Linked DNA regions of Homo sapiens: region 1 is linked to region 2. A link is an interaction called in ENCODE POLR2A ChIA-PET data of the cell type or tissue named here. Cell type or tissue: Panc1. All regions are shown on one strand. Links, peaks and the distances in the headings refer to the core of each region. The heading gives the core; the rest is flanking DNA.

Region 1 (5,389 bases), core at 282-5,281, 160 kb before region 2:
AAATAAATAAAAGTGTTCAGGTTCATGTCAAATCAAAACTCAGAGCATGTTTGAAACTTGAAGCTTCTCCCTTTGTCCAGCAACAGCCTTCCACAGACAGGAAACCAGGAGAGGCCAGCGCGCTGCTTCTCTTTCTCTGTTATGCTCCCAAACTTCCCTTCCCATCTTGCTACCATGGTTTCTGGCCTCCTCAGATTCAAAGTAAGAAGAAAGAGGATGGATAAAGGAGTAAGACTGTTGTTGCTTGCCTGGCACCCTGATAGGAAGCCGGCATCCTCTGACCCTGGCAGATCTTTGTGAGCACGCTCATGGGTCTTCAGAGGCTCCCACTGGAAACTTTTGTCTGTACTTCTCATGCCACAGGCATTTTTCTGACTGTGACTTCTGCCTCAGACAGTGGCTTTTTCAACCAGGTCACTCCAGATATACTCTGATTTGGGGGTCCTGTTGTCCTCCCCGGTAATTCTCTTGGGCCAGATTTTAGATAGTTCAGGCTGGCTCTCTCACTCTCATTAGGCTCAAAACAGCTTTCACCCTTTCTGCAGACAAGCCATGAGAGTGTGGTCTGACCCCAATTTAACAGCACCCCTTTTGCCCACAAGCAAAGTAGCTGGCCCATTGTTCTCTTGTGGTCCAGATTTTCCAGGGGACAGTCAAATGAGTCATCTGGCTGGTTCGTGGCCACCTCCTTTTAACTTCTGTGCAGTGTCTGTCTTGCAACTCCCCTTGATACCTAAAATCCATCATGCCTTGGTGTTTCCAGTCAAACTTCCAATCTAATACTCTGTTGCAGGAATAATAGAAAATTGTTGCATTTAGAAAAACGTTCACTGCAGAACAAAGTAGTATGCATGGGACCATGGATAAAGAGAAATAATCCTATTTACAAAACTTGAGCTACTTGTTGGAGAATGTTCCAAGCATCAAGGTCAAATGAATTTTCTTCTCTTGCATTCCCGTGGATATATTGTCCAAATCCATGCCATATTTCAATTTGCTTCATACTTGGTCTGACTTTCTTTGTATAGCCTTTGGTTTTCTAGGGATTTCTGATTAACTTCCTTTTCCATTGTTGAAAGAAAAATAACAGGGCTTCACTTTCCCTGAGGTCTTATAATTTCTAAATTATATTGTTTGTTACAGTAAGTCACTTTATTATTGAAGGCATTTTTCTTGGGGCCTCAAGAAAATTACTGTTCTGTTATGGATCATTGTATTTCACACACACACACTCATACTCTGTCTCTCTCTATCTTTCCATATAGATAATCTTTTGTGTATGTATGTGTGTGTGTGTGTGTATATATATATATATATATATATATATACATATGTATGTATATCTGTTGATATAATTCCATCCCCCTTCCATCTTCTAGAACTAGTCACAATCTCTGCTGTCTTCTCTCTGTTCAGTACTCTCATGTACTTCACCCATTTTGTGCTTATTTATTCATTTCAGTGGGATTTGAAAGTCTTCATTTTTGAACTGGAAAAATTTGCCTAATGCAAATTTACTTAGGTTGTAAAAGTAGGCAAGAATCACTTAGCCAAAGCTTTCTTCTAGGAGATATGGATATTTACCAGAGAAGATGTTTTGTATATGTGTCATACTTTTTAAAAAGTATTAAATATAAATATAATTAAAAGGTGAGGAAAACATACTTTGGTGATGATTAAAATAGTTTAAATAAGTGAGTAGTTTATTTAATTATCATCTGCTAGGAATCCTTAAAATTCATTAGCTATTAGAATTAAAACATTATTCTGTAGACCAAAGCAAGAAGACACCCTTTTTACCCTGACTCCCAAACCTACTGATATTCACAGAAATTTATGATTACACAATAAACACTAGATTTCTGACATCTCATCATCCAAAAATATTGATTTATTCATTGTTTTGTAAGTAAAGTGGAAAAAACAATAAAAATATATTCATCAGAAAGGGCTACGACCAGGGACCTTTGTACTCTTCTTCCTTTGTCTAACAACAAGAAACAAATATTGGTAAAGTAATTTGTATTATTTTCTTAGTTACTTTTTGGAGAATTATACTTTGACTCATTACATTAAAAACTGTTCTCGTATTCTTCTCATTACATTAAAATATTGATAGAGTTAGAAGGACTCTGTTAGAAATTTCAGAATAAATATAATTCATAAAAGTATGTGAAATGTAAGGCTGGGCATGGTGGCTTACACCTGTAATCCCAGTACTTTGGGAGGCCAAGGCAGACGGATCACTGGAGCTCAGGAGTTTGAGACTAGCCTGGGCAACATGGGGAGACCCTGTCTCTACTAAAAATACAAAAATTAGCCTGGTGTGGTGGTGCACGCCAGTAGTCCCAGCTACCTGGGGGGCTGAGGCAGGAGGATTGCTTGAATCCAGGAGGTCTAGGCTGCAGTGAGCCAAGATTGTGCCACTGCACTCCAGCCTGGGCAACAGAGCAAGACCCTGTCTCAAAATAAAAAGTATATGAAATTGAAATACGTTGTCTTTTTCTGAAAGGTGGTATGAAACCTAATGATTGTTATTGAAATGTAAGAAAGGCCCCTGGCATTAATGGATATGGACACAGTTTTCCGTCTGTATGTTAAAACAAAAGTTCTGCTTTAGCCTGATTATCCACCAAGTTTTGACTGTGTGTGTGTGTGTGTGTGTGTGTGTGTGTGTGTGTGTGGTTATATACATATACATACATATATACATATATGACATATTGGACTTATAGGTAAGACTTTTAATTAATTAATTATGTATATATTGAAACACAGGGCTCGAAGGGAGTATTGGGAGAATCTGCTGCCAGCTTCAGGCAGACCTTTCTGTCCTTCGCTGTCAAAGCCAGACTTCTAAGGAGTAGTGAAAGAAAACCCTGAAATAATCGAACAGGAAAAAGTTGCCCTCAAGCCTGACCTGGAACCGTTCCTCACCTTCATCCTCACCATGCCCTGCTATCTCCAGCTGCTGAGCAGCTGAGGTGCTGCAGCCCCTTCCCTTCCAGCCCACAAGTGTGTGCATATTGAGCTCCTGCTGTGGTTAAGCACTGCAACAGACTCTACCAGAGATGCAAAGAGAAGCGAGAGAGGCACCTTGTTCTCCAAGAACTTACTGTCCAATCATGCTGTGGTGCATTCCTTTGAAGATCATGAAGAATAGCCAAACTTGTCTTTGAGGGTGAATTTGACACTTTAAAATAATCAGAAGTCACTGAGACCCAAAGCTAGTGAATAATTCAAGTGACTAAGCTAGATACTTGAGGATGATAGAGCAACACTAAACTAAAGCAATGAGTCTGCTTTTTTTAATGATTTATACAATGACTCCAAAGGCAATCCCAAAGAAAAGATGTAAAGAATGTTTTGAGCAATGGTAGCATTATTGAAATAAATGTTTAACTATCCAAAGTGATTACTTTCAAAGATGATTTTTACTTAAAGATATTAGGTCTGGCCAGGCGAAGTGACTCACACCTGCAATCCCAGCACTTTGGGAGGCCGAGGCGGGCGGATCACCTGAGGTCAGCAGTTCAAGACCAGCCTGACCAACATGGTGAAACCCTGTCTCTACCAAAATACAAAAATTAGCCGGGCATGATGGCGGGTGCCTGTAATCCCAGCTACTCGGGAGGCTGAGGCAGGAGAATCGCTTGAACCCAGGAGGCGGAGCTTGCAGTGAGCCGAGATCAGGCCATTGCACTTCAGCCTGGGTGACAGAGTGAGACTCCATCTCAAAAAAAAAAAAAAAAGATATTAGGTCCTAGAATTTTTAAAATGTGTCTTCATAATCATAGGTAGCTAGGTTATAAACTATTTAAAGACAAGATCACGTGATAAGCTTATAATCTTCTCATAATTCCCCTTACTTAGCATTGTGTTAGACATACTAATAGGTGCACAGTGAAATACTTATTGTTGATTGTTTAAAAATAAAGTTTTAGAAAACCTTTTCAAAAGTCAGAGTTTAGGCCAGGGGCACAGGCTGACACCTATAATCCCAGCACTTTGGGAGGCCAGGGCGGGCAGATCACTTGGGTCAAGAGTTCAAGGCCAGCCTGGCCAACATGGCAAAACCCCATCTCTACTAAATAAAATACAAAAATTATCCAGGCATGGTGGTGCATGCCTGTAATCCCAGCTACTTGGAGGCTGAGGCATGAGAATTGCTTGAACCTGGGAGGCAGAGGTTGCAGTGAGCTGAGATCGCCCCACTGCAATCCAGCCTGGGAGACATAATTCAAATCTATTTTGGTCTTATATCTTCTTATGTTTGTGTTATTTCATGTGTGCCAGTTTCTCTTTTTTTCACAACAATTTATCAATTTGTGGCAATAAAAATGATTTACCTTTTATAGTGTTTGAATGTCGAAAATGTCATGAACATTCTTTGGAATAATACTAGCAAATATTTATTACTCACTATGTCGCAGTCTTTGTTCTAAAGATGATCTCATCTACATATACCCCCCAACAGGGATTCAAAATTAGATAGTGTTTAACACAGTAGTTTACAGGTAAGGAAACTGAAGTTTAAGGAGGCTAGGTAACTTGCCTGAGGTCACACAACTAGTAAATGTGAAATTAGTAAATTTGGATTTGAACCCATGGGGCTGGCTCTAGAATCCATGCCCTTAGCTACTGCACTACACGGCATCTGTCATGCACACAGCTGCTGCTTTTTGTCAAAAATCTATCCAAATTTTTCTGTCGCTGGATTCAAAGTATTTTTTATCAACTTTCCTTATTATGAATTAACTCTTCAAACCTGCCATGACTGTTTCTGTAATGTTGACAACCTGGAATTTATTTGATATAGCCACTTTACCCATAATACACAACCCCACCCTGCTGGAAATTAGAAAGTGAATCATTTACTATTATCTCAAGGCCTTTGGGGTCCTTAAGGGTGACTAATCCAAACCACCAATTAAATACCTGAATATCCTCGCCAGCATCTTCATCAGGACCATCCAGTCCCTGTTTGAATCCCTTAAATAGTAACTCACTACCTCTCGAGATCACTTACTCCTTTTTAAGAAACACTTCATTCTCTGGAAAGTTATTCCATGTATTAACTAGAAATCTATTTATTAATGACCCTCACCTGCAGACTTGGAGCACCTAAAGTGCAAATTTATAATTTCTTCCATATAACTCTTTGAAATTTAAAGATAGCTGTATGGCTTTCCTATACTTACTTGTCCTCATTTCCTTCAACTAAAAGGCATAGGCTAAGATGTGCTTTGTCAAATCTACCTGTGTGACACTGTACAGTTACTTAAGCTTTATGCCTTAATTTCCTCATCTGTAAAATGAGGGTAAAATAGAACCATCCTTATTAGGGTGCTATGAGGATTAAATGAGATAAGTTTCTTAGAAACAGTGC
Region 2 (5,389 bases), core at 122-5,121:
CTTAGTTTGTGGAATTGGCTATAGCTTTTCAAGCTAGGTTTATCTGATAAATCAAATGCATTCTTGAGGATATGTTACTTTTGAGGATATGTTAGAATGCTTAGTCCTTTGGTCACTTACAATACTTAGTCCTTTTCCTTCTTTAATTTCTATGAATCTATTTTTTGGTCTTTTTTCCTACAGTATTCCTTTCCCTGTCCATTTAAAGGTTTCAACTTAAAATCACCTGTTTTTGTTCAAAATGGTTAGTAAGTTGTTGAACTTTTTTTTGTTTGTTTTTAATAGAACAGACTGTACAACTAGATTGTAAGCTTTTCAAGGTCCTTGGCTTTGACAATACCTTGGAACTCTCTTCTTTGCCACCCCTAGTTCAGGACCACACATCTTGTGAGCACTCTTAATTAGTGGATAAAGGAAACTAGAGAAGTTTTTAAAATTAATTTATTCTTACTATTGCAAGAATTTAAAGGACTTAGAAGATGTGTCCTTTTAATGTGAAGTTGTAAGTAAAATTTTTATAAATTGATAAGTGTAAATTCCTCAAAGGACAGTGTTTTTAAAACGAGAAATTTTCTTTTAGTACTTCAAAGGAAAATTTCTTAAAACATAAATAAATTCCTCAGTAAGAGGTTTTTACTTGGGGATGGTGAATTCCCTGTAAGAGGGGCTATGGATGGATTTTAATGGGGCGTCCTGCCGAGTTTTATATCTGTGGGCATGTGTGCATTTTAGAGAGAAAGGCAATAATGTGAGTCACAGGAATGTTTTGGTTTCACAGTGCGTTTAAAAGTTATGTTTATGCTATAATGTACATTATACTTCTTAGGGGCTAAATCCAAGTGAAAGGTGAAATTTGTTACTGGTATGTTTGAATTTGGACTTTTACAAGAGTTTACTATTGGAAGCAGTATTTATACAGTAGACACTGAATCAGTCCTTAAATGAATGCAGGTGCCACCAAGACCTCTTTGAACAGTTTTCAGCAGTAGCCTTGGTTGTTGGTCAGAGCTGAGGTTTGTATTAGTGTATGTGCGTTGGTGGCCCATACTGCAGCTTAGGTTTGACCTGGATTTTATAAATAATGGTTTCTGTATAAGGACAGCTATTCTCAAGATGATTAACTGTGGTGCTTTAGATAGTAAACCTTAATTATGATGGTAGGCTTGATTAAGATCTAATCATCAGTGTTCATTTTGGAATTTATTATGTTTATAAAGATGTGCTCAATTCTAACTTCTCTTCTGTTGAAACCACGGTTTGGAAGTAGCATGTGTTTTCAAAATTATCCGTGTAAGCCACATAATAAATAGCCTGTTGAGTGAGTGGAGTCAGAAACACCTAGGTTGAAAATAGGACTAACCACTTCTGATGACCTGCTTAGTTATTTAACCTCTTTTAAAAAGGAAGGTGGGGGAAATAAAGGATGTCTTAAGATTTGAGTAAGACAGTATGAGAAAGGGCCTAACAAAGTGCCTGGCACTTACTAAAGAGGCTTCCAGGAAGTGTTATTTTCCCTTTTTTCATGTAACAAGGATTATCTGGTTTTCCATTCAGCCCTTTTTGTGGGGACTGTAACTAATATTTATTATTCACTATCTGCTGAGATCAGTGGGTGTTTTATACCTATTTTACTGAGGCAGAAAATGAGACTTAAAGAGGTCCTGTGGACTTCACCAAGGCTAAACAGCTGAGTAACCAAGCTCCGATGAAAGCCTAGATTTGTCTTAATCCAAACGTGTGCCTTTTCTGCCATGCCTGTGGCCTGTTGGGGTTCTTAATCCAAGGGACTGTATTCCTTCCTTAAAGAGAAAGGATGTCAATCTCTACTCTTGAGAATTGGGGAGTGGTATTATTTTAAAATGCAGTCAGTTCAATAATGACTTTTTTTTTTTTTTTTTAAAGACAGTGTCTCACTCTGTTGCCCAGGCTGGAGTACAATGGCAGTATCTCAGCTCACTGCAACCTCTGCCTTCCAAGTTCACGCAATTCTTTTGCTTCAGCCTCCCAAGTAGCTGGGATTACACGTGCATGCAAACACTCAATAACTGCTTTTGATTTAGGATAACTCATTTCGAATTAATTATGACAAGCATGAGGTAGGGCAGTCTGAATGTGATGTTTTAGAGAAAGGTGTTGCCTAGTGGTGCAAGGATAGGTTTATGTTAGAGAAGAGTGCCCAATTGTGGGGAAGTTTTTTGTTTGTTTTGTTTTTGTATCTTAATGGCTAAGCTGGAAAACAGCTCCTGACTTCTGAGGTTATTTAACTGAAGGGGCAAGGGGCAAGGAGCTCTAGGAGGAAGTTTTGTTTAACAGGTGTCCTCCCAAGGATACCTTTGGGTCCTTAGAAAATAACTTTTCTAATTTTCTTGAAAACCTAAGATTAGTTTTAAAACTCAAGCCCTGCTGAAACCCCAACTATATACATTAGAGAAATGACAGTACTTTAGGAGTCTTGGGACGCCACCTGTCTTTCACTGGGCCAGCAAGCCATGACCCATGATTACATATAAATAAATGGTGGAAGCAGGCTGCTATTTATAGGGAAGGATATAATATGATTCCAATGAAGAGAGCTGCTCTGTCTGGCAGTTCTTGACTGCATTGACTGGAAGTATTGAAAAATAGGATATTACATGTTGAGGACATATGGGAGCTGTAGACTTTCAAGACAGAAGATATGTCAACATTGTAGCTTGATGCCTTGTCTAACCATGTTATACTCCCATGAAAATATTGCAAACTGCTCTTTTACTGTAAAATACAGTTAAAGAATAATGAAACTAAGTGAATTTGTGGGATTCTTAAAGTATTGATGAAAGACTTGAAAGTTGGAAACATTTACAATATTTTGATGCTAATCATTTTCTTCAATCCTGTACCCAAATGTACTTTTAGACAGTTTTTTGCATCACTGAAAAAGATGTAAGTATAGAAAAATGGATATATGCTTCTAGTTTAGGGCTTCTATAAAACAAAAACATGGAGACTGGTAGCAGGATGTCACCCTTCTTGGTAATTAATTTGTGTAATGGTTTCTCTGCTTGCCACTTAACATCACAAGATGCCCAGTCCACCAGAGATTTCTTTCTTTTTTCTTTTTTTCCTTTTTTTTTTTTTTGAGACAGGCTTGCTCTGTCACCCAGGCTGGAGTGCAGTGGTGTGATCTCGGCTCACTGCAGCCTCCACTGCCCGGCTTCTAGCGATTCTCCTGCCTCAGCCTCCTGAGTAACTGGGATTACAAGCATGTGCCACCACACCCAGCTAACTTTTGTATTTTTAGTAGAGATGGGGTTTCACCATGTTGGCCAGGCTGGTCTCGAACTCCTGACCTCAGGTGATCCACCTGCTTCGGCCTCCCACAGTGCTGGGATTACAAGCATGAGCCACCACGCCTGGCCCAGATACTTCATAGACATGAAGTCTGGGGATGTTTCCTCCTTGCTAAAATGAGGTTAACTTAGACAACACTTCAGTGATATTATTATAAGGGAGTGTGTATGTGTGTCTGAGAGAGATGGGGAGAGAAGGGAGAAGATGGGTGGGAAAATTGGTTTGTCAAACATAGCAGCTGCTGTATTTGAATTAGCCATCTTATCTTTGCAAATTCTCACATGTAATTTTAATCGATCTGTTAACCTTCTCCATTGCTGCTTCATTTGACGTTTCATTAACTGTAAAATATTTTTGACAGTAGGTCTTGAAAGCACAAGATGAGCCCTCTGTTGCTCCATTGATGGTTAAATGTATGTGTGCCTATTTTTTTTTTTTTTGGTAACGAGAAGTTTCCTGTGGCTCTTTTCACTCTCTAAAAGGCCAGGACCTGCTTCCTCTGAATCTGCCTGATTCACTCAGTTGTTGGTAGGAGAAATTAAGTTCCAAGTGTAAGAGACATAGGCACTGAAAACTAAATAATAGTTCTTGTAACTATTTGTTTTTTTTTTTTTTGGTAGAGATAGTGAAGTTCATTTGGTTTTTCAGGCTTCTTTTAGGGGACTTGATAATACCAAGTAGCCTTAACACAGCATATCTAAGTTATTAAACTGCATAGGGGCAGAGAAGAATTTATCCAGCAAAAGGCCAGAAAATTTGGAGTTGTTTTCCTAAATGTGGGGGATTGTCCTTTATGTTTGTCCTTGAATTTTAAATTAAATATAATTACAATTCTATATAGTAGACTCTTTTTCAGACTGTAGCAAAGGTTCTATAAAATGGGCTGTGAAATAATGGGGCTGATGGGTTAGACATTTCACAGAGGAGGATTTTTAAGGATAAATGTATGAAGTTACTTTAATGATTCGGAATTTTATTTGTAACTTTCAGGTTTGAGGGTAGTGGCTAGGGTCTTAGTTTATTCAACAAATAGTAGTATAGGCACTGGGAAAATGCAGTGATGAACACTGTTTCTTTGGGAAGAAATTTTAAATAAAATTGGTCATGAAGTCATCCTGGTGCTTGGAGGTAGTTGAAGCAGGGTGCTTTTTCAGAAGCATCCCACTACACTGTCTTGAGTGCTTCATGGAAAAAAAAAAATTAAATGGATATGGCTCGGGAAAAATCTGTATTTTTGTCCTGATTGTAATATGAGTTGTTTGACCTTAGGCTGTTGACTAGCCTTTTTGGGCCTTAGTTTTTAGTTTATAAAGTGAGGTAAGTATGGCCTCTTTTTAAAGGACCCACAGCAGTTGATAGGCACAGTGTGGCAAGGGTTGGGACCTGAGCAACTTGGTTTTTTTCTTTTTTTGAGATGAGGCCTCACTCTGTCGCCCAGACTGGAGTGCAGTGGCATGACTTTGGCTCACTGCAACCTCCGCCTCCCAGGTTCAAATGATTATTCTGCCTCAGTCTCCTGGGTAGCTGGGATTACAGGCATCTGCCACCATACCCAGCTAATTTTTGTATTTTTAATAGAGACGGGTTTTCACTGTGTTGGCCAGGCTGGTCTTGAACTCCTAAACTCAGGTATCCATCTGCCTCAGCCTCCCAAAGTTCTGGGATTACAGGTGTGAGCCACTGCACCCAGCCTGTATTCAGGTTTCCATCTCCTTGCAGTAAGATGACTGTTGAAATCGCAGCACTTTTAATATTGCTAGTGTTTTTAGGCTTTGAGAAAGCCTAAATTCACTTTGAAGTACAAAGGGCATTTGAATATGGCAGTAGTGTTTCATTTTGTGTGTGTTTATCCTTACATCCTTAAATCATTCATTACTTATACTTCAAATTTTCTGTTCTTTTTTCACTTCTCCCTGTGGTTTTTAGTATTAAAACTGCTTTTCCGATCAGTTTTTGATAACTGAAAGTTATACTTGCAAAGTGAATGCTTACTTATTAAAATTATTTCTCTAGGCCTATCTTTCTCCTTGCCGTCCTATCTAGATGAGTTTCTATCCAC

Evidence for each region. ChIA-PET counts read pairs that join two places held together with the same protein. Peaks named below come from ENCODE experiments on the same cell type or tissue, not always from the same donor. Only the 100,000 strongest peaks of a DNase experiment are listed, where the experiment ranks them.
Region 1: POLR2A ChIA-PET joins it to region 2 with 11 read pairs; 4 of 35 experiments call an interaction of 5 or more read pairs at or near these places.

What each region holds. Positions count from the first base shown.
Region 1 is chr5:79,085,715-79,091,103 of GRCh38, forward strand. It overlaps BHMT2 (betaine--homocysteine S-methyltransferase 2), which reads left to right. Exons shown (of 8, transcript NM_017614.5): 8 at 2,779-4,355. The coding sequence ends at 2,860. Among named protein-coding and RNA genes, the nearest start is that of BHMT2, 19 kb to the left of the region's middle. In Panc1, for the core only: no CTCF peak of the experiment used is centred there; no DNase peak of the experiment used is centred there.
Region 2 is chr5:79,240,903-79,246,291 of GRCh38, forward strand. The region is part of intron 1 of JMY (junction mediating and regulatory protein, p53 cofactor); the gene reads left to right. Among named protein-coding and RNA genes, the nearest start is that of JMY, 7.5 kb to the left of the region's middle. In Panc1, for the core only: no CTCF peak of the experiment used is centred there; no DNase peak of the experiment used is centred there; H3K27ac peaks cover 454 bases.